3 separate regions of the Homo sapiens genome follow, and regions 1 and 2 are each linked to region 3. The links are chromatin loops, found by intact Hi-C in ENCODE. Cell type or tissue: CD4-positive, alpha-beta T cell. All regions are shown on one strand.

The links. A loop is a pair of places that touch in the nucleus more often than their neighbours do. Peaks named below come from ENCODE experiments on the same cell type or tissue, not always from the same donor. Only the 100,000 strongest peaks of a DNase experiment are listed, where the experiment ranks them.
Region 1: a loop joins it to region 3, with 12 times the contacts of the local background. A loop is called at or near these places in 12 of 110 quality-filtered maps.
Region 2: it touches region 3 in a loop (3-fold over the local background); 50 of 110 quality-filtered maps call a loop at or near these places.

The regions. Positions count from the first base shown.
Region 1 is chr9:89,571,731-89,579,730 of GRCh38, reverse strand. No RefSeq gene overlaps it. Among named protein-coding and RNA genes, the nearest start is that of GADD45G, 29 kb to the left of the region's middle. In CD4-positive, alpha-beta T cell, CTCF peaks have their summits at 2,997 and 3,198 (motif pointing left); a DNase peak (open chromatin) is centred at 3,220; H3K27me3 peaks cover 486 bases.
Region 2 is chr9:89,920,247-89,928,246 of GRCh38, reverse strand. No RefSeq gene overlaps it. Among named protein-coding and RNA genes, the nearest start is that of MIR4290, 99 kb to the left of the region's middle. RefSeq lists an enhancer at 6,902-7,071. In CD4-positive, alpha-beta T cell, a CTCF peak has its summit at 3,921; a DNase peak (open chromatin) is centred at 3,946; H3K27me3 peaks cover 329 bases.
Region 3 is chr9:90,099,079-90,107,078 of GRCh38, reverse strand. No RefSeq gene overlaps it. Among named protein-coding and RNA genes, the nearest start is that of MIR4290HG, 62 kb to the right of the region's middle. In CD4-positive, alpha-beta T cell, a CTCF peak has its summit at 4,605 (motif pointing right); a DNase peak (open chromatin) is centred at 4,618.

The DNA of each region.
Region 1 (8,000 bases), 530 kb after region 3:
TCAACAGCCCTGGCAGAATGAGGTGGAAGAGTGAAACGTTTAAATTTAAAAATTTGTTTTGAAGGCAGTGCCTGGGTTCATCCTAACCCAGGAATATCCTTCTTTCCAAAATATTGCTCATTGTGAATGCAGAACAGCAGTTTAGAACATCTCCCCTCCCAGGCACTTGCATTCTGAGCCAAGGCGTCCATGGCACAGCAGACAACAGGGTGATCTTGGCTCACTGCAACCTCCGCCTCCCAGGTTCAAGCGATTCTCCTGCCTCAGCTTCCCGAGTAGCTAGGATTATAGGCATGCACCAACATGCCGGGCTAATTTTGTATTTGATTGCTATGACATGTTGAATGTGCTGTTCCTCAATAGTAATTCATAGTTCCCCATGGTTTGTGTGTGTTTGCTTCCCCTTCCGCCATGATTATAAGTTTCCTGAGGCTTCCCCAGCCATGCTGAACTGTGAGTCAATTCAATCTCTTTCCTTTATAAATTACCCAGTCTTGGGTATGTCCTTATTAGCAGAATGAGAATGGACTAACCCTCCACCTTCAAAGCCAGCAACAGCAGATCGAGTCCTTCTCACATCCATCAGGCTGATGTCCTCTCTGCCAACCCCTCCCACTTACAAGGATCTTCATGGTTACATTGGGTCCCACATGGATATTCCAGAATAATCTCTTAAAATCAGTTAATTAACAACTACAAGTCTATCTGAAACCTTAATTCCCCTTTGCCCTGTCATGTAACATGTTCTCAGGATCTGGGGATTCAGATGTAGACATCACTGGGGCATTATTCTGCCAACCACAGAGGTCCTTGTGAGAAAAATAAAATCATATGATTGGAAAGGAAGAAATAAAACTGGATTTATTCACAGATATAATAATCTACATGGAAAAATCTAAGGAATGTACAAAAAGCCACTAGAACTAACAAGTGAATTTGGCAAGATTGTAGGATACAAGTTCAATTTTTAAAAATTTGTTGGATTTCTATATACTAGAAGTACACTGAAAGGTGGAAATGTTCAAAACACAATAAAATATTGGAAATTAGCAACATTTACATGACATTGTAACATTTACAGTGACATCAAAGAATATGAAATACTTAGGAATAAATTAAACAAAAGATGCACAAACTACAAAACAATCCTGAGGAAAATTAAAGAAGGTCTAAATAAATGGAGAGGTATACCATGTTCATGAGTCAATATTGCTATGATGTCAATTCTCCCCAAACTGATTTAGAGATTTGGTGAAATCTCAAGTAAAATCTCAGGAGGTTTCTTCTTTTTTGCAGAAATTGAGAAGCTAATTATAATATTTACATGGAATGCAAAGGATCTAAAACAATTTTGTTTGCTTGTGGCCAACACAATTTTGAAAAAGGAGAATGAGGTTTTTTAGACTAACTGCTCATTTCAAGATTTATTATAAATCAACAGTTATCAAGACATTGTGGCATTAGTCTAACTGAAAAAAAACATGTAGGTCAATGGAATGGAATAGTGAGTTCAGAAATAGATCCACTCATGTAGAATCAATTAAATTTTGACAAAGTTGCCAAGGCAATTCAATGAAGAAATGATAATTTTTTCAACAACTGGTACTGAAACAACTGGATGCAAATTTGTCCCATGCAAAAACAAAACAATGAAATGCAACCCCTACATCACACTGTAGAAGAAGACTAATTTGAAATGGGTCATAGATCTTAATGTGAAAGCTAAACTATGAAACTTCTAGAAGAAAACATAAGAGAAAATCTTGGTCACCTGGGGTTAGGCAAAGATTTCTTAAACTGGACCCAAAAAACTAGAACTATATATTAAAAATTTAATAAATTGAACTTTATCAAAATTAAGAATATATGCTCTTCAAAAGACACTGTTAAATGAAAAGGCAAGCTATAGACTGTGAGAAAATATTTGCAAATAATAGAAAAGACTTTTATCTAGAATATATAAGAGCTGTTACAATGCAAAATGAGAAGATAAACAAGGTAATTTAAAAAAATAATCAAAAGATCTGAGCAGACAGTTCACCAAGAAGATATCGGATGGCAGATAAGCACATGAACAGATGTTTATTATCATCATTAGACATTAGGGAAATGCAGTCAAAACACAATAAAGTGTAACTACACACTCACCAAAATTAAAAAGACTGGTAATGACAAGTGCTGGTGAAGACGTGCAGAGACTGGAACTCTCACACATGGCAGGGGAGAGCATAAAATGCTGTGGCCACCTCAGAAAACCTTTTGGAAAACAGTTTCTTAGAAAGTTAAAACATATATTCATCACATGACACAGCAATGCCACTGCTTGGTATTTACCAAGAGATGAAAATACACGTCAACAGAAAGACTTCTGTGTAAATGTTTGTAACAGTTTTGTTCATAATATCCCAAAGCTAGAAGCACCCCAAATGTTCACTGTGGTTGGATGAGTAAACAAACTGTTGTAAAGCCATTCAATGGAACACTAGTCCACAATAAAAAGGAAGAAATTACTGAATCACTTAACAACATGGATGAATCCTAAAAGCAAGGGGCTGTGGAAAAGAAGCCACCTACACGAGGCTATATACTGTATGAGTCCACTAATACGAAATTCTAGAAAAGGTCAAGTGGCAAAAACCCATCAGTGGTTTCCAGGGGCTGGCAGGCAGGGAAGGTACGAGGGAAGTGACTGGAGTGATGCCAATGTTCTCTATTACAAGTGTGGTGGTGGAAACAAGACTGAATGTGTTTGTTACAACTCTCTGTATTGTATCCTTAAAATTGTTGAATGTTATTGTGGTATAAATTATACCCCAATAAAACTGACTCAATACAGGAGAGACAAGAAGTATTTTTAAGCATATTCCTAATTTAAGATCACTAAATTGAAAGTCGAAAGGAAGATGATAGTTTGTGGATTATGTTAATTTAAAACAAGCTTGTCCAACCCTCAGCTGGCAGACCGCCTGAGGCCCAAGGCGGTTTTGAATGTAAACCAACACAAATTTGTAAACTTTCTTAAAACATCATGAGGTGTTTTTTTTTTTTCCTTGCTCTTCAACTATCATTAGTGTTAATGGATTTTATGTGTGGCCCAAGGCAATTCTTCTACCAATGTGGCCCAGGGAAGCCAAAAGATTGGACACCCCTATTTAAAAGGTTTAAATTTTAACAATAAACAATTTAAGGGTCCCAAAGCAAAAAAATAGGTGCACACCGCCATCTAGTGGTCTAATTCCACAATTACAATATCATTCTGGCTTACCAGTTTAAGATAAAAAAAGTCCAGTAAAAAATTATTTCCCAAAAGTAATTTTATAACATTTAATATCTATTAGCAATAGGAAAAGTTGAAAGCCCTAAGAAGGGGAGATTATTACCTACATTTGGGCAACAACAAAAATCTACTTTAAAGACATTCCCATTTCTATTAGGGAAAAAAAATTACCTGTTGTGAAAATTATTATTTACCATTTGTCCAGAATGTTCAGTCAATGCAAAATATTTAAAAATAAATAAAACAGAAATAAGATGTGTAATTATGTAAAAGAAGGAAATAAAACTATCACAACTGGAGGATAGTGGAATAACACTCAAAACACAGCTAATCATCTTAAAATTCATATATGCATCAAGTGATTATGTATAAGATTAAACGTTACAAAATTAATAGCTTTTCTTTTCTTTTTTTTTTTCCTGAGACAGAGACTTGCTCTGTCCCCCAGGCTGGAGTGCAATGGTGAGATCTCAACTCACTACAACCTCTGCCTCCCAGATTCAAGCGATTCTCCTGCCTCAGCCTCCGGAGTAGCTGGGATTACAGGCACAAGCCACCATGCCCGGCTAATTTTTGTATTTTTAGTAGAGATGGGGTTTCACCATGTTGATCAGGCTGTTATCGAACTCCTGAACTCATGATCCACCAGCCTCAGCCTCCCAAAGTGCTGGGATTACAGGCATGAGCCACCCCTCCTGGCCCATTAATAACTTTTCTATAACACAGCAATCACAGAATATAAGCTATAATGGGGGAGATATTCCATTAATAATAGCAGAAATAAAAATACATTAAATGCCTATGATCTTTAAAGCAATATAGACAAACTAAGGAAGAAAACCATCAAAATTTACTGATTGAGGTACAAAAAAGTTTTCTTTGGTAAGATATATATTATTTCTTAATAGAAAAACTGCATTTATCTTAGATGTTTTATGAAACTCCAGTCAAAAATTAGTACAGTATCTTTTTAGAACTTGTTCATACAATTGAAGTTAATCTAAATACTACAAATGTATGCACACATTACTAATAGAATACATTGCGGTGCATGCCTTTTTTTTTACTTTGTATACTTGGCATCATATGGAATGCATCTTTTTTTGTATTTGAGACAGAGTCTGGCTCTGTCACACAGGCTGGAGTGCAGTGGCGCAATCTCAGCTCACTGCAACCTCTGCCTCCTGGGTTCAAGTGACGCTCACGCCTTGGGCTCCAGACTAGCTGGGACTACAGGCATGCGTGACCACATCCAGCTAATTTTTGTCTTTTTAGTAGAGGTGGGGTTTCACCATGTTGGCCAGGCTGGTCTTGAACTCCCGATCTCAGGTGATCTGCCCTCCTCGGCCTCTCATAGTGCTAGGATTACAGGCGTGAGCCACTGCACCCAGCCAGAAGACATTATTTTGCAACTTGCCTTCTTACAAAGAACACTACCATTTTTAGATGCATTTGTGTAACCGCCTAAAGGGTTCTGTTGTAGACACATACCCTAAATTGTTCATTCTTCTGTGAATGGATATTTACATCATCCACTTTTTTACAATACAAACAGTGCAAATGTAACCATTCTTTTTGTCTCTCCTGGTGCACAGGTGCACATATCTGAGCACAGACTTGCTAGGTCACAGGGCATGTATACATTGAGCTTTCCAAAGAGGCAGTGCCCAACCCCCGGCCATAGAATTATCTCCTCTTGAAAGACTAGATAGTAATATATGCTACCGACTAAATTATGCCTTCCTCTTCATTCTAATGTCGAAGCTTCACCCCTAGTGGGATGGTATTTGGAAAGTGGAGCCTTTGGGAGAGATGAAGGTTGGATGAGGTCACAATGGTAGGGTCCTCATGACAGTATCACTGCCCTCATAAGAAGATGAAGAGACTTCCCCCCACCCCTGGGCACATTGAGAAGGCAGCCGCTGCAACCCAGGAAGTGGGCTCTCGCCAGGAACCAACCTTGCCAGCACCTTGATCTTGGACTTACAGTTTCCAGAAGTGAGAAAATACATTTCTGTTGTCTAAGGCACTCCATCTACAGTATTTTGTTATGGTGTGTGGTATTTTGTTATAAGTGTGAGCAGGCTAATACAATATACCTCTGCTATGAAACTGTATTTCGTTGGTGATAACTAAAATTGTACTGTCTTAATTCAGAAATTTTCCCCAAAACGTGTTGCAGTTTCCAATGCTATTTTCCATTTTTTAAATTTGTATTACCAATAATTTTCTGTAAGTTTTCCCCCAAGAGTATATGTCAAATGCTTTATTATATCTGGCTCATAATGTTGTTTTATGTTTTCTCATTGATGATTACACTTTTTTTTATTTGAACTGTGAACATTATCAGGATAAAATATGTATTCAATGCTTTCAACTTTTAATGACTGACATGGTTTGAATATTTGTCTTCTCCAAAACTCATGTTGAAATTGAATCCTGGCTGGGTGAGGTGGCTCACACCTATAATCCCAACACTTTGGGAGGCCAAGGCAGGTGGATCACCTGAGGTCAGGAGTTTGAGACCATGCTGGCCAACATGGCGAAACCCTGTCTCTACTAAAAATACAAAAATTAGCCGAGTGTGGTGGTGCGTGCCTGTAGTCCCAGCTACCCGGAAGGCTGAGGCACAAGCATTGCTTGAACTCGGGAGATGGAGGTTGTAATGAGCCAAGATCGCACCACTGCACTCCAGCCTGGGCAACAGAGGGACACTCCATCTCCAAAAAAAGAGTAAGAAAGAAATTTAATCCCTAATGTGGCATTACAGAGAGCTGGGGGCTTTAAAAGGTGATTGGGTCATGAAGGCAGGATTCATCTATTCATGGATTAATGGATTAATAGGTTAATGGATTAATGGGTTATGATGGGAGTGGGTCTGGTAGTTTTATAAGAAGAAGACAGACCTGAGCTGGCACGCTCAGCCCTCTCACCATGTGATGTCCTGTGCCACCTCAGGACTCTGCAGAGTCCCCACCAGCAAGAGGCTCTCACCATACATGGCTCCTTGAGCTTCATCCTTCTCAGCCTCCATAAATATAAGCAATCAGTTCTTTTTCTTTCTATATTGCCCAGTTTCGGGTATTCTGTTATAAGCAACAGAAAATGGACTAAGACAATGACTTTCAAGTAACGTTTGCATCCAACATTCATGTCATTAACAACAAAAATCAGCCACTCATTTTTCTTGAAATTAGCAATTTATTTCATTGCAGAAATAGATATCTGTTCTATTGTAAGGTACCACAGGTTATCCATTTTTCTTTACCTGTTGAGAATTCATTCCAAAAATTCTTCATCAGAAATGTAAATCTCTTCTCAATACATTCAAAAAACATCACGTATTCCATCAGTGGCATCTGTTCCTAGGAAATAGACCTTCCTAGGAATCTTGTTCTTCAGGTTGCTGCCCCCTGTAACCTCAAGGTGCCAGGTGGTCAGGAGCGTGCCTTTGACCCTGATCTTGGGTCCTTTGCTTCCTTAATTTATTTTTTTATTTTGCTGGAGGGCGTCCAATAGCAGCTTCCTCAGAAAAGGTATCTACAAAGTGCGCTCCTCGGGAACTCACATGACTGAAAATGTCATTTTTCCATCCCCCTGGAGCACTCGCCTTTCAGGGTCTAGGGTCTAAGTGGAATGCTGTTTCCCCGGAATTGGGAAGTCATATTCTCACTGCATTCTAGCTTCCCGTGTTGCTGTTGGGAAGACAATTAGTCCTTAGCTTGGGTCCCATTTTTCTCACTGTGAGGCTTGATCTGAGTGTTTTGACGTTTCAGGATTTGTGTTTTACTGAAGGTCTTTTTCCTTTCATTTTGCAGGGGATTCAGTGAGTTTTTTCAAACTGGAAACTCAAGTCCTTCTGTTTTGGGAGTTTTTCTGTTTTTTGTTTTTTGAGACAGTCTCGCTCTGTCGCCAGGCTGGAGTGCAGTGGCACAATCTAGACTCACTGCAAGCTCCACCTCCCGTGTTCCAGTGATTCTCCTGCCTCAGCCTCCCGAGTAGCTGGGACTAAAGGTGCACGCCACCACGCCCAGCCAGTTTTTGTATTTTTAGTAGAGACGATGTTTCACCATGTTGGCCAGTCTGATCTCCTTCTCTTGACCTCATGATCTGCCCACCTCGGCCTCCCAAAGTGCTGGTATTACAGGCGTGAGCTACTCTGCAAGGCCTGTTCTAGGAATTTTTAAATGTATTTCTTTGATAATTTCCTCTTCTCTGTTTCCTTTCATCTCCATTAGAATTTGTTCACATCATGAAACTCCTGGGTTAATCCTCTAATGATCTTCACTTTCTTTCCTGTTTCCTTTCCATTTCCTTTCTCTTCTTCTTTTTTCTTTAAGACAAAGTCATACTCCGTCACCCAGGCTGGAGTACAGTGGCATGATCTCAGCTCACTGCAGCCTCCATCTCCACCATGCCTGGCTAATTTTTTTCATTCTTTTTTTTTTTTCCAAATGTAGAGACAAGGTCTCACTATGTTGCCAAGGCTGGTCTCGAACTCCTGGGCTCAAGCAATCCTCCCACCTTGATCTCCCAAAGTGTTGAGATTACAGGCGTGAGCCACGGTGCCCAGGTCTCATTTTCTTTGTAAGTCTATCTTCTGAGAAGTATTTCCTATTCTTCCATCATTTCCAATACAATTTTCATTTCCATGTTCTTTTTCTTTTTTTAGTTTCCAAGACCTATTTTCATATTAAGAATGTTACCTTTTGTTTTTCCCCAT
Region 2 (8,000 bases), 180 kb after region 3:
TGCTTTTCCAAGTCCTGAAGGTCTAGGAGGGCAAAAACCTGCCCATGCTGCCAGCCAGGAGAGGCCCCCAGGAACCCATGTCTAGAACTCTATCCACCGGGCAGCTCCTATGCCTTCCAGCATCTCTCTTTTTGTGCAGTCCATCTTTGCCAATCTGCTGAAGCTACCAACTCCATGGTTTCCTTGGGGTCTTTTTAAAAGGCTTCATTTTATTAATTTTTCAAAATAGGCTTGAATTTGAAAAATGGTGAGTGTTCCAAAGGTCTGGGGTTTCACTTCATTTGATGTGGTGTAGTCTCTGAAAGGACATCCAAAGGATTGTTTGCTTTGGCTAAAGGATGCTTCATTTAGTGTTATCCTAAGGCTTCGCTGCAACACTAGCTAGGTAAAATCAAAATATATCCACTGTTACTCTGAAAAGAAGAAGAGATGGCCAGGATCCAGAATTCCCAAACCCTGAAAGAGCAAGAGCACAAAGATCTCCACGAATCACATTGCTGCCTAAAACGGCACCATGATTCTTTGTCTTCTAACTGGGTGGATGTCAGGCACAAAATCTGCTCTGCATCTGCACAACTCCCTCATTCTGGTGCAAATCTCCAGTCCAGCCATTCCAATCAACCAGCAGTGGCATTCACGCTCTCCTTACCCTTTCTCCCCAAGCCAACCCCCTGCGTGTCACTGGTCTACAGCGGCCCTACTTTCCACAGTGAGTTTGGGAAGGGGAAGTTGGCAGGCTAGTAAGTGGAGACCCCATGTCTCCATAAAATCCCTCTGGTCCTGACTAATGTTGTCTGTCCTCAGTGGGGAGGACAGTCAGAGGACATCCTGATTGAGAACACCAAACAGGAGGGCTTGAAGACATCCATTCCAGGAAGGCTGACGGGTGATTAAAGTGTGGGGCATAGACACACTGGTGAGTAAATGCAGATGGGAGAGAGGAAGAGTGATGGAGCCATAAGATTCACAGTAGACACTGAAATTTACAAGTTGTCCCTTATCCTAGAAGCTAAAGCTTTATAACAGCTGCTGTCAATTAAGTAGCATAGTAGAGAGCTGCAGCTCAATCAAAAGCATCAGAGAAACACCGTTTCCTTTCTCACCCATTGACAGGTGCTCCCAGCACCCCTGCGCTGCCTCCTCTGCAGGGAGAAGCATAGCTGTCGCTCACCCACCTCCCACCTTGGGAACCAGGAGGGCAAGGTGTTAGTGCCCTAAGCTTCCTGCTACAAAGATAATTCCAAGATGATGCTGACAGTTGGAGAGGTAGGGCTCCAAGGAGCAGGAAGATTTCCTCCCAGTTCTGAGCATACAGGAAAAACTCCATGGGCTGATCACGCTTACAAAAAGTCAACACAAAATCCTGCCAGAAAGACTTTCCCTTTTTGTGAGCCTCCGCAAGCTTGTGTGTACACATTTTTCTCCCCGCCTTTCTGCTGTAAAGTTATGCTTCTACATTTAGCAAAGTACGTCCACACAGTGAAAGCAAAGAGTTCTAAGTAGCTGATGTTAAAAAAGTGTTGGGCCCAGTGCCCAAACCTTCCCTGCTTCATAGAGGAAAGCACTTTCAACTTTTAAAGATATATTTTCCCTGGTATCTATTTCTGCATATCTCTGTAATATACTATTCTGCTATTTCTTGATTTTTCAATATTTTAGAGTATCTTATTGGTTTTCTGTTAAGAAAGGTGCAAAGTCAGTTCCTTCACATCACCCCAACCCCAACCTCTTTGCCTCCCCTCCCCACAGGCAGAGTTTACGTTATTAATGTGAGGTGCTGATCGTACCCCACCGAGGCCAGTGGTCTGCCATGAGAATGCCTCCTCTCTCACACCACTCTATGTTTGTTTTTCCTGGAGTTAAAAATTGCCTTGGGCTTTTGTTTGCTCAGTTTTCCACGTGCTTCTTGCTAACATTTCTAAAAATTTTAACGCATCTGTTAAATGCCTAAACACACTTCCAAGTACTCAAATACAGTAGCTTTTTTTTTTCTTAGAGACTTTTGAGCCTTCCTCATCTCTCTCTTGTATTGGGTCCTCTGTTTCCAGAATTCCATGTTATCTAGTTTTCTCCCTTATTTTACTGAAGTGCATTATCCAGTAGTTTTCAAAGAAAGTACTCAGGCAAAAAGACAGATGGATAGATAGTGATGAATGAATATGTATATAAGTAGATGGTAGATAGATAGAGGATTAATAAATAGATGAATGACATAGGTAGATAGATGATTGATAGATAAATCTCATTTTCGTATTTAAAAAATATCTATATTCTCTCCAACCCTCTAGACCAATACTTAGTAATTTTATTTAGTACATTTTTCCTTCTCTACAGATGCAATACCATCTTTGATATCTGAGAACATAAAATATTGTTTTTCGATTATTTAGCCCCCTGGTTATTTTTGTTTCTTTTGCATACCTGCTTTGCGATTTTACCCCTTAGTGTCTGTCTTTCATGTAAAGACTTTCTCTACAGCTTCTGGTGACCTTCCGCTGCCCACTCACATTGCAGAATGGGACATTAAAGTAAGTGTGGATTGGAGTTTGGGTGGGGAGGTAGAAATAGCAGAGGGCTTGCAGACTGATGCAATGGGAGCTAGTCTCAAGCCAGGACCCATCCAATGCCAATTCCTGCCAATGTTTTCTCTGGGAGTTTTTCACTTTCTCCAAGGAGGAGTCCTCCACACTTCTCCCCAGGTGAGGGCAGGGTAGACCTGTGGAAGCAGAGTGGGAAGAAGAGCTGAGGGTCCCAGGTTCAGGAGGCTGGCTTGCATGTAATCTGTCTTTTTAGCCCCAAAGCTCCCCTCCAGCCCTCTCTGGGTCTACCATTCCCAGCCTAGTGGGACTGTCTGTTCCTTCAGCAAGTAAACATCCCACCTAGTTATAGGTTGAATTACGTTCCCTCCAAAATTCACAGGTTGAAATCCTAACCCCCAAGTCCCTCCGAGTGTGTGTGTAGATCTGGAGATAGAGCTGTTACAAAGGTAATTATTTAAGATAGGATTGCAAGGGTGGGCCCCAATCCAGTATGATTCATATCCTTATGTAAAGGGGAAATTTGGACATAGATGCATTCGTACACGTAGAGAATGCCATGTAAGGATTGGAGCTCTGCTGCCACAAGCCAAGGAACTAACAGAAGGTAGGAGAGAGGCCTTGGGCAGAGAGAGTCCTGGTGCCTTCACGGGGAGTGGGGCCCTGCCAACACCTGGATCTTGGATTTCTGGCCTCCAGAACTGTAAAACACTCCATTGCTATTGTTCTAAGTCACCTAGTGTGTGGCACTTTGTTATGGCATCCCCAGTCAACTACCACCTCCTATGGGGACTGTGTCCAGAGTAGCCACAGGGCATACAGAATGGGAGAGGGAACTGTGGTGCCTGAGGTCCTCCAGGCAGATACTGCAGGGGCCCTGCCATGAGCCCAGGGCTTTGTCCACCTCCGTCTGCTTGCACCTTCCAGTGGGTGGCAGGAGAGGGGACACTCCTGGTCAGGATCTGCTCAGATGAGGCACTTACAAAATGTGTTGTGATGCTTTACCCTTGGTTATCCCTGCTGTCTTTCACTCTATAAGTTAATAAGGCTTTTGTCCCTTTCTTGTCATTTTAGAGAGGCTGGGAGACAGAGGGGCGGCACCTGAGCGTAGCGAGTCCGCTCTCCCTAACTGGAGTCTTCTCTGGTCTCTGTAGAGCAAGCATCCATGGCACTAGTCAGAAGCCCCTCACCCAGAGGGTGCAGGTATCTTCACTGAGACTGCCAAAGTGGTACGGGTGACAAGGTATTACGGGTGAAAATGTCATCTTCCCACAGAGGGAAAAAGAAGCCTCATAACTAGCTCAATAACAATGACCAAAAGCATAATGTGAGCATTTCCTATTACTAGGGTGGTTTTAATGTACCTCACAAATTACACCAGGGGGTGTAGTTTCATTTCCCGCCCCTTGAGTGTGGGCAGGACTTTCACAAACATAAAAAAAGGAAAAGAAAAAAATAGTCACTAGACAGTGGAAAAACCTGGCAGATGTCGCCCAGACCAAAAGGTGAAGGTCAGCCTCCTAGGAATGAGTCACGTGGGTGTCATGCCTGCTTTGATGTGGAGTGATAAGTGAGACCGTTCACCTCTGTGCTGTTCCTCCGAAAACCGGTAACTGTGATCCAATCAGAGAAAACCTCAAGCCAACTCAGCTGGAGGAAAATCCTGCGAAACAGCTGGCCAGTACTCGTCAAAAGTATCAAGGTTAGAAAAGACAAAAGAAGACGGAGGAGCTGTCGCAGGCTGGAGGAGAGACGGGAGTCCTGACAAGTTAGTGAAATGTAGGCTCCTGGTCTGGATCCTGGAACAGAAAAAGGGAGTGAGTGGAAAGATAGGGAAACTCAAACAAAGTCTACCATTTGGCTAATCGTATTTTACCCACAATAATTCCTCAGATTTGACCAATGGGCCGTGTTGATACAAGATCTTGACATGAAAAAAGTATGTATGGAAACTCTATCCTTGTAACTTTTCTGTCTGTCCAACGTTATTTCAACACAGAAAGTTAGAAAAATGACCTTAAGCTCAAGCTCTCCGTTTTTCTTTACTTTTTTCTTTCATCCAACTGAGCTGGTTCCAGTGCGAGCCCTGCATCGTCTCCTCTCTGGCTTCCCCTTCCAAACTTCTTCCTCACCCACCATGGGCATTTCGGCCTCTATCTGGGGCTCTGTGAGCACTAATCTTCCATGCATGCGGAGCTTCTAGCTCCCTCCACACCCCCTGCACAACCCATCTCCACAAAGGGGGAAGGAATACGGCCTAGATAAAACCTCTAGAGTCTTCCTCTCACTGCATGAACCGCCCTCCCCACTTGCTGGGCTTCACTCTGGACACTCTTGCTGTGCCCCAGGGCCTTCCTGGCTGCTCCTTTGCTCCTCCTGGACAGCCTTTGGCATCAGCTCCGGGCTCCAGGGCCTCTTTCTGCAGGCTCCTCGGTGCTCTTTCCCTCCTGTAATTCCTGGTCATCGTGTTCACAGATATGTTCATTTCTTATTCCTGTGTCCCACCCAAACCCCCAAGCTTCATGACTCCAGGTTGAGGCCCATTTTTTTCATCAGTGCCCCTCACCCACCTCCTGGAAGGACCTGGAAGAGTGCTTGGCACAACAGGGACACTCACAAGTGTGTTGAGAGGATGAATGGCAGCGTGTAGGGCTGGGGAGGAGGCTGGCGCGCTCTCACAGTCTCTCTCCTGCAGGAAGTGGGTGCTTCCTGGGAGAAGCCTTCCAGGCTCTACTGCAAGAATTCCTTTGATGGTGAGGACCAGGGAAGCAGCCAAGAAAAGTGGAGAAAATGTATGTGGGGGATGTATAACGTGTGTGTGTGGTGCATATGCATATGCGTGTGTATAGGTGTGCATAGTATTGTGTGGTACGTGTATGATGTGTGTAGTGCGGTGTGTGTGCATGTATGTGCGTGGTGCGTGTAGCGCAGTATGTGTGCATGTGTGTGTATGTGTGTGTATAGGTGTGTGTAACATTGTGTAGTGTGTGTATGATGTGTGTAGTGTGGTGTGTGTGCATATCCGTGCATATATGTGTGTGGTGTTGTGTGGTGTGTGTGTGCATATGTGTGTGTGGTATGTGGTATGTGTGCATATCCATGGGTAGTGTGAGTGTGTGGTGTGTGTGATACAGTGTGTGTACATATGCACGCAGAAGTCTTTGACTTGGAACCAGTCAAAGAAGAGTTAATAAGAGAAATTCAAAGAGCTATGGCCTCCCCCAGCCCCCTGAGACCTCTAATAAAAGGCCATGCTGGCCTTGCAGGTGAGCAAACAGACACCACCAAGCTCCAGTGAGGCAGGCATTTTGGTGCCCCACTTCCAGCTGGACCTGATGTCACTCAGCCAGGGGTGAGGCACTTAGGCATGGCCCGAAGCAAGGGCAGGAGAGGATAAACAGGCCGGCCATCTGTACCATTCGAAGGAGCACTCACCACACAGCCTATTTGGAGGGGAAAGGGCTGAGGACATCCAGATACAATCGCTTTTCTCAGGCATGCTGATAAACTGTGTCCTGCTCATTAATTGCAAACTGACTTCGTGGAATGCGATGGATAGCTGAGCACTTGGGTTAATCAAAAGATAATACAGCGACTGAATGTGTTGGCCACTTTTAAAAGTTTAGAAAAGTAAAATGATGTTTATACTGAACAATATCTTGATGATAACTCAATCATTTTGTCATTTAGAAGTGTGCTCACACCTTGTAGTGGCAGAAGTACGTTATTTTGAATGTCATGCACAAAGACTAGCAAAAACTTCAGGGTAGGTGGGAGGGCACAATACTTTAACTATGAAGTACCCAGAAGAGCAATGCTTTAGCAAAACAAGTTAAAAGAGTACAGTTCATTACTTGCAAATAAAATATTGCTTTGATATTACCTCCTTCAAAGCAGAAAGCCCAATTCTCAAGAAGAACAAGTATTTTTCCGTTTTAAAAGCAGAATTCAAAAAATAGAAAGGTGTTGTGTTTCCATATTTGAAAGTTCTTGCACCCATTTCAGAAATAAGTGTATCTTGCTCTTCCTACTCTAACTGAAACAGCTTTTTAAAGAAAAATAGTAGAAGGAGACAAACACAGTCAAATCTCTGAATGACTCCCTTCATTTTAATGAGGACACATGAAGATGGCTCCCCAGGGGCCCCCTCCTTGCCTGCCCCATGTTCCTATGATAACCTGGGCTTTGTGTGATTGAAACCTTGGACCCTTGAGACGTTAGTTTTGATGGTGGTATTTCTGTTGCCATTAGCAAGGGAATTTAGAAATCCATGAACACGATGCAAGAAAGAGAGCGCCAGCATACGCGGAGCTCCGCTGCTGCCTCTGAGAGAGGCTGGTGTTTCAGGAGGAACTCAGACTCATACCCCTTTACCCCCATCTTCCAACACGAGGATCCCTTTGCACACTCACCCTGCTGTCTAAAGGTAGCGCCCTCAAATACTGTACATGCACACCGGTTGAGAAGGCCAAGTACCCCTTTTGTTTCTGTCTTGCTTTGCAAGGATTGAAAATTCTCCCTCCCTGAGCAATACAGCAGTCATCTTCAAAAGTAGGACAGATCTCAGTTGGGAAGCTCTGTTTCTGGGACACTGCCCTGAGGGTGTTTGTGAATGTGGTCGCCCTGTGAGGAGAACTGCAGCCGCCAGCAGGGACAGCTTCAGCGGATGCAGCCTGGACTCACAAGACGGGTGCCTTTTCCTTTTTATACCACTTGCCTGGCATCAATTCACAAAAGATGTTTCATGAACGAATGTTAGAACAGTGGGAGTTCAAAATAAGAGGCTGTATACCATCTTCGCCCCAGTGACACTTTCAACATTCCAGGAACGAGGCTGTATTTGTCTTCTTGGGCTTCCAGAACAAAACAGCATAGACTGCATGGCTTAAATGACAGACATTATTTTCTCACAGTTCTGGAGGCTGGAGGTCCCAGATCAGGGTGCTAGCATGGTGGGGTTCTGGTGAGGGCTCTCTTTCTGGCTTACAGATGGCTGTCTTCTTGCTTATCCTCAAGTGGTGAAGTGGGGAAGTGGGGTAAAAGGGAGGGGATAGAGAAAGAGAGGGAGAGAAAGCTCTCAGCTCGCTTATAAGGACACTAACCCCATGACAACAGCCCACTCTTACAATCTCATTTAGCCTTAATTACCTCCTAAAACCCTATGTCAAGATACAGCCATGTTGGGAGTTAGGACTTCAACATATGAATTTGGGAGTGACACAATTCAGTCCATAGCAAAAGTCTTATGACGTCTGCTCCATTTGACACTATTCAACTCACACACTTTCCCTCCTCATGCCCCAACTTAGGCTTCTCAGACAACACTCCCTGGGGCTCCTTCCTGCCTTTCCAGCCTCTCCTCCATTTCCATCCTGGCCACCGCCACCCTCCACCTGGCCTCCCAGCTGCCTTCTCTTCTCCTGCTGCCCTCCACCCCAGACGAGCTCGTTCTAACACATGGCT
Region 3 (8,000 bases):
AAAGCAATAGCACCAACCAGGGTTCCAAGGAGAATTTCTACATTAATAGATAAATATTTGATCAAACACAAGACCTTTCTTATTCCCTTTTTAATTCATAGTGTTACTGCATTTGCACTGATATGCTGCTCATGCTAGTTATGCCACTCAAAATACCCACTTTACCAAAAGTAGGTAACTTCCTCAGAGGAAGCTCTTTTTTTTTTTTTTTTTTTTTGAGACAGAGTCTTGCTCTGTCGCCCAGGCTGGAGTGCAGTGGCACGATCTCGGCTCACTGCAAGCTCCGCTTCCCAGGTTCACGTCATTCTCCTGCCTCAGCCTCCCGATTAGCTGGGACTACAGGCGCCTGCCACCACGCCTGGCTAATTTTTTGTATTTTTAGTAGAAATGGGTTTTTACCATGTTAGCCAGATGGTCTCGATCTCCTGACCTCGTGATCCGCCCACCTCGGCCTCCCAAAGTGCTGGGATTACAGGCATGAGCCACCACGCCTGGCTCAGAGGAAGCTCTTTAATGAAGAAGTAACATATTAAATATAACTACATTAAGAACCTTTCACTTTATTCTACATAAATATACTCACAATTTAATTAGTCATTGAAATGAGGAAGTCACATGCAATGCATTTCAGTTGAAGGTGTCTGTCTTAAAAGAGTGATGTAAGGGGGTCTTATAGTACCTTTATGGATGACAGCAGTGTCTGGGACTAAGGTCACAGAAGTGAAGATCTGAGCCCACGTTCAACAATCTTATAAATTACAAAGGAATGTTTAGACACAAAATCTAGACAGTGAAAACAGAGATGCTGCAGTAGCAGGCCTAGAAGAGAAGGAGGAATTTGCAGTCCTTTTTCAAATCACCTTTTCATAAATGAAAACAAACTCATACAACAACAAAATAGGGCATGCATTCTGATTCAGGATGCTGTTTTAAAGTTCTGTTCAGCAGTTTACATGGACTTTGATATCATAACACTCTGATTCAAGTGCTAAATATAAATAGGGTAAATATTTCTTGGCTTCCAGTGGGGTAATGGTAAACCCAAATTAGAGGCAGCACCACGGTAAAGAGCTATGTTGGATGAAATCCTGAACCACATTTGTGGGAAGGACACAGGGCTGGCCCAGTGAAGTCACTCTTCCAGTGAAACAGCAGAGCTAACATCATCCTTCCAGGAATCCTGCAAAAGAAGCCACCTGGGATGCAGTAAGATGACAGTAGCTTTCTGGAGCTAAGATGACAGACAGTTTTTTCTTTGGCCACAGGTTCTGATTACAAATCAGCAAGCAAATGTGTTCACACAGATGAAATAAGGGTATAGAAAAGGATGATGATTTGTCCCATTTATTCCAGCCCTTTTTACTGGCTTTTACAGTCCTTTTTACGTGGCTTTCATTCATTCTTCTTTCTGCCCATGAAGCTTATCCTAGAGAGAATTTCTGAGAATAAATGAAGCATAGTGAAGCTTCTAGAAAATAGTGTAAAATGCTAACATTGTTATTATTGTCAAGTCATGTTTATCAATATGTGGATCATTGATGATAACTGAACTATTCAAGAAAAGTTGTTAACTAAATGGCTGTATGACTTTTGGTGGGAGATTGTATCGTAGCTCAGGAAAAATTTATTCCCCTTGCGGTACCCGCACCCCCACGCCCAGGAGGAATGTACATCCTTGTCCCAGAAGCAATGGGCTGGGTGACTTGCTTTGGCTTGTTGGAATGTGAGTGGATGTGGATTTGCCTGTCCAAGCTAAGAGCCAAACACACATGGTGCATTGGGCTCACTCTGTGTGCTCTTATCGCATCAGAGCCATGCGTCCCAGAGAGTGGTTGTGCCTTCTGCCTGGAAATGCAGGAGAATCAGATCTCTGCCCTTCCCACCTGCGGACTTCAGTAGAACTGCCACGGCCCACCTGCAAACTCAAGAGTGAGAAATAAAGAAATGCTGGCAATTTCACACCTCACTGACAGGTGAGTCCCCACGCACAAAGGAACTTCAGTAAGCCTAATGGCTGACTACTCATAATTGTGGAGGTGAGCTGGCATACTCAAAGTGTGGAAAGAAAGAAAAATCTGTCAATGGCGAATTCTACATCCAGCAAATCCATCCTTCAAAGGAGAAATTAAGACATGCTATAATTTTAAAAAGAAAAGGTGAGCTGAGAGAATTTGTCACTAGCTGACCTTCTCCCAAGAAATGCTAAAGGGAACACGTCATGTTGAAATGGAAGGAAATTAGGTAGTAACTCAAATCCACACTAACAAATAAAAGGCCCTGTTAATGTGACAACATAGGTAAAAGTAAAAAACAGTATAAAGGTACTTTTGGTTCATAACTTCTTTCTTTTTTCCTTTTTTTTTTTTAGATGGAATCTTACTCTGTTACCCAGGCTGGAGTGCAGTGGTGTGATCTTGGCTCACTGCAACCTCTGCCTCCTGGGTTCAAGCGATTCTTCTGGCCTCAGCCTCCTGAGTAGCTGGGATTACAGGCACACACCAGTGTGCCCAGGTAGTTTTTGTATTTTTAGTAGAGACAGGGTTTCGCCATGTTAGCCAGGCTGGCCTTGAACTCCTGGCCTCAGGTGATCCACCCGCCTTGGCCCCCGAAAGTGCTGGGATTATAGGCATAAGCCACCGCACCCAGCCATTTCTTTCTTTTTTTCTGTCTGATTTAAAAGACCACTACATAAAACAGTAATTCTAAATCTTGAGTGATGGGCACACAATGTATAAAGATGTAATCTGTAACAATAGCAGCATGAAGGTGGGAGGGAGGATCAAAGATCATAGAAGCAAAGTTTTTGTATACCTGTGAAATTAATTTGGCGTTAACTCAAACTAGACTGTCATAAACTAAGATGTTTCTTAACGGGAGAAGCAGGGAGGAAAGAGCACCAGAGATTCTGGTCTACATGGTCTGTGCTGAGGTCTCAGTTGTATTCATTTCCTGTTGCCACTGTAACAAATTACCATAAACTTAGTGGTTTAAAATAACAGATTTATGATCTTGCAGTTCTGAAGGTCAGAAGTTCAAAATTAGTTTCAGTGGACTAAAATCAAAGTGTTGGCAGGCTGCATTACTTCTGAAGGATCTAGAGGAGAATCAATGTCTTTGCTTTTCTCAGTTTTTAGAGGTCATCTACATTCCTTGACTCAGACCTCACATGACTCTGATCTCTGCTTCCATCTTCACATTTTCTCTGGCTCTTAACTGCCTGCCTCCCTCTTATAAGCAATCCTTGTGATTTTATTTAGTACCCACCAGGTGATCAGGATAACCTCCCCATCACAAGATCCTTAACCAAATCACATCTGCAAAGTTCTTTTTACCATGTAATTGTCTTAATCCATTTGGGCTGTTAAAACAAACGATCATAAGCTGGGTGCTTACAAAAAACAAACTTTCAGCCAGGCGCGGTGGCTCATGCCTGTAATCCCAGCACTTTGGGAGGCCAAGGTGGGTGGATCATTTGAGGCCAGGATTTCGAGACCAGCCTGGCCATCATGGCGAAACCCCGTCTCTACTAAAAATACAAAAATTTGCCAGGCATGGTGGCACGGGCCTGTAGTCCCAGCTACTCAGGAGACTGAGGCATGAGAATTGCCTGAACCTGGGGTGGGGGCGGGGAAAGGGGGTAGTGGGGAGGGATGTGGGCGGAGGTTGCAGTAGGCTGAGATGGCTCTACTGCTTTCCAGCCTGGGCGACAGAGCGAGACTTTGTCTTACACACACACACACACACACACACACACACACACACACACACACAATTATTTCTCACAGTTCTTGAAGCTAGGAAGTCCAAAATCAAGGTACCTGGAGGTTTGGTGTCTGCTCAGGACCCACTTCCTGGTTCACAGACTGTGCTTTCTTCCTGCACCTTCACATGGTGGAAGGAGCAAGGCAGCTCTCTGGGGCCTCTCTGACAATGGTACACATCCCATTCATGAGGGAAGAGTCTGCCTGAATTACCTCCCAAAGACCCCACCTCCTGATACCACGACACTGGTGATTAGGTTTTCAAACTACAATTTTTGGGGGGACACAAATATTTAGACCACAGCAGTAACATATTCATAGGCTCCAGGCATGCAGAAGTGGACATCTTCGCGGACTTTATTCAGCTCACCACATGAGACACAAGTGGTCTATAAGTCTCCCTGTGCGATGCTGAAGTGCAACCAGGGTTTAGAATTACCCAGGCAGAGTCTGGGATGCTCACACCTAACAGAGCCTTCAAGCCTCCAGGAGCTTCATTAGCCTGACCCACACCCACTCCAGACTTCCAGAATCAGGATCTCTGGGGGTGCAGTCTGGGACTGTCACTTTTTAAAGTTCTCCCACGTGATTCTTATGTGCCCAGGGTTGTAAATCCTCTCAGAGGAGACATCAGCAGTCCATACAGCCCAACACACCACAGAGTAAAGTCCCCTGAGAAGTTTCAAGAATCCCTGGACACTTGGTGACATTCAGAGGCCAGGGTTCCAGGTAGACCTGCACCTGCTCCTTCAGGCGTGTCTTTTTGGCAGAACTTCTCAGGTAATTCTGATGCCCATGAAGGTTGACCGGTTGTCCTGTGGAGGGCAGCACTGGCCTACAGATGGATCTAAGCAGCCCCAGCCAATCAGGCTGTTTATATGCAGAGTGACGCATGTGGCCAAGGAGATGTTACACGTGTAAAGGCTTTGCTTTGGAGCGAGCTCTTAAAGGAAATGATTTCTTTCAGAGCCAAACTCAGACACCTAGCAGGGAACAGTTTGAAAAGGTCACCATATACTTGACCCTTGGTAAAAGATAGGGAGCCTCCAAAGATGGAGATGTGTCTGCAGGACTTAATTGTTGAAGAATCACAAAGATCCTCTCTAAACTATTTCAAAATAATACCATCTAGTGTTGCTGTAATTTGTGCTATTAAAGGAAAAGTTACATGAAGGGGAATATATCTTAGCATGACAAAAATGCAAATTTAGAGTGTGAAGTTAGTTCCATTTTTTTAAATTCAGAATCACAGTAGAAAAAAATGTAAAAATTATTTAAAAATTAGAGATAGAAAAAACTCTGAAGACATCTTGTAAAACAGATAACCTGCCTCATAAAGCTACATGGTAGCTTCTCAAACTTCTCTTATTCTATCTGAAAATGGAAACATGGCTCCTTGTCCAGTGTACTCATATTGAGGTGTAGTGAAGATCAATAAGGGATATACAAATTAACCATTCAAAGTATTACAAGCAAAGGGCAAACAATGTGTCTGTCATTTAAAAAGTTAGGATTGGCCTTGCGCAGTGGCTCATGCCTGTAATTCCAGTACTTTGGGAGGCAGGCCCAGGAGGGCGGATCACGAGGTCAGGAGATTGAGACCATCCTGGCTAATACAGTGAAACCCCGTGTCCACTAAAAATACGAAGAATTAGCCGGGCGTGGTGGTGGGCGCCTGTAGTCCCAGCTACTCAGGAGGCTGAGGCAGGAGAATGGCATGAACCCGGGAGGCGGAGCTTGCAGTGAGCCGAGATCGGGCCACTGCACTCCAGCCTGGGTGACACAGCGAGACTCACTCTCAAAAAAAAAAAAAAAAAAAAAAAGAATTTATCGAGATAAACAGGGAAAACTATATTTTAAAGATCATCTGCTTATTTCCACATTTTTTAGTTGGATATATGAAATGTGCAATTAACTATCAACATAAAAAGTTGACTAAGATACTCAAAACTGAAAATCCTAAAATACCTACAGAAATAAATGAAACTAACATGGTTCTTAAGCCCCAAACTTAAGCAAGCACTCACATATTTGTCTCTGGCAGCCTGGCATATCAGCCATGTCTGAACGCCGCTAAATTTGATTCTTACTTTACCTACAGGCAAATAGCAGCATATGACTGTCTCTACAACATTCTTGACCTATAAATCTTCAAAGCAACAATGCTCTACTACAAAAGGAAAAAAAAACCAAGACCACGAGTAACCCATCTTCAAACTGTCACTCTAATCCTTTCTCTGACTGTCAGATTAAAGGTTGCTGCTGTCTGGAGGTCTGTGGCTTCAAATTAGAGATGAGATCATCAAAAAAGCTTAAATTCAAACTTCAGATTGCTGGCTTCACTATGCTCCTTGGTGAGAAAATAAATACGTAAATAGTTACCCATTAGACATGCTATCAAGAATAAGAATGAATCCTGCATACATGTAAAATATCAATAATAAGATATCAATAAACTTATTGACAATATTACAGGACACTCATGTCCAGTGGTGGTTAAAAATCCAGCCTGACCTTACAGTAGACATTGAGCTACATGCCAGTCAGTGATCAAGATCAAGGGAGGCAAGCTCTAGCCCCCACATCCAAATCCAACACAGCCTACTTGTGTATACAGCCTGTGAGCCGAGATGCTCTCTGGATTTTCAGTGAATGAAAACACATGAAAAGAACAAATACACTTTATGACCAATGAAAAACAAATGACATTCAAATTTCAGTATCCTTAAAGTTTTGTTGGGACTCAGTCACGTTTATATCTTTGGAGATTATCTATGGCTGGTTTCAGGCTATAAGGGCAGAGTAGCGTAGTTGTGACAGAGACCATATGGCCTACAAACCTGAAGATACTTGCTATCTGAGCTTTTATGGAAAAACATTGGTTGACCCCTGTTATAGACCATGGGCTTCAACCCTGGCTGGACAATGCAATCATTCTGAGAGTATTTAAAAGAACTGATGGGCAGGCCCTTCAGAGAAAGCTTTATACTAATTGGTCAGTTTTGATCTGGAAGCCCATGAAAGTTGATCGGTTGCCCTGTGGAGGACAGCACTGGCCTGCAGATGGATCTAAGTAGCCCAGCAGAACAGGCTACTTGTCGAGAGAACCAGATAAGTAAGTGTAATTTCAAGTTGCCCAGCCCTCCCCTTGGCCCTCTTCCCACCACCCTTGGCTTCTGAATATTTCCTTTGTGAGATTCTTTCTACAACAATGCCTTCCCAGGGAACATCCTTTGCTGCCTACCCTCCTCCGACAGATGTGCAAAGATGTGCACACTCAAAACACACCATCTCTCAAACATGCACGTGTGCACACGTGCACATATAAACCTGCAAACACACATGCATATATATTTACACACACACCGCTTGTGTGATCTCTGGAGCTCAAAAAAGTGGAAAGAGGATTCTATTAAATTAAGATTGTGAGTTTCTTATCCAAATTACGCACATCTCCTTCCCCTCATGGAATCCTCCTGGGCCCTTGAGCTTAAAAAATAAGCAGCTGTTCCTTGACCCAGATCATACTTATTTTAAGATCCAAAGCAGGGGTGTGCAATCTTTTGGCGTCCCTGGACCACATTTGAAGAATTGTCTTGGGCCACACATAAAATACACTAACACTAATGACAGCTGATGAGTTACAAAAAAATCGCAAAAGAATTTCATAAAGTTTAAAGAAAGTGTATGAATTTGTGTTGGGCCACATTCAAAGTCAGACAAGCTCGGTCTGAGGTTGTTTTCCTTTGAACTGGCTCTCTCACATTTGAACCCTTAGGTGGCAGTGGAAACTCACAGTTGAAATGCTTCTCTTTAAATGAGTGGTTTGTGGTGTGTGCTGTGTTGTGTGTGTATGCGTGTGGTGTGTGTAGTGCAGTATGTCATGTGTGCGTGTGCATGCTGTGTGTTTTGGTGTGTGTGTGGTACCTATATGTATGGTGTGATGTGTTTGATGTGTGTGGTGTGTGTTGTTTGTGTGGTATATGGTGTATGTATGTGGCGTATGTCTGTGGTACATCTGTGTGATGTGATGTGCTTGGCGTGTGTTGTGTGCAAGTATGTATATACCACATACAAGTGTATGTGTGTATGCCAAGTATGTATGTGGTATATACATACACATACTTGCACACAACAGTGTGTGGTGTGTTATGTTTGGTGTGTTGTGTGTGTGTGTGGGGTGTGGTTTGTGTGTGTGGTATGGTGTGGTGTATGATGGTATGTGATGTGTATGTGGTG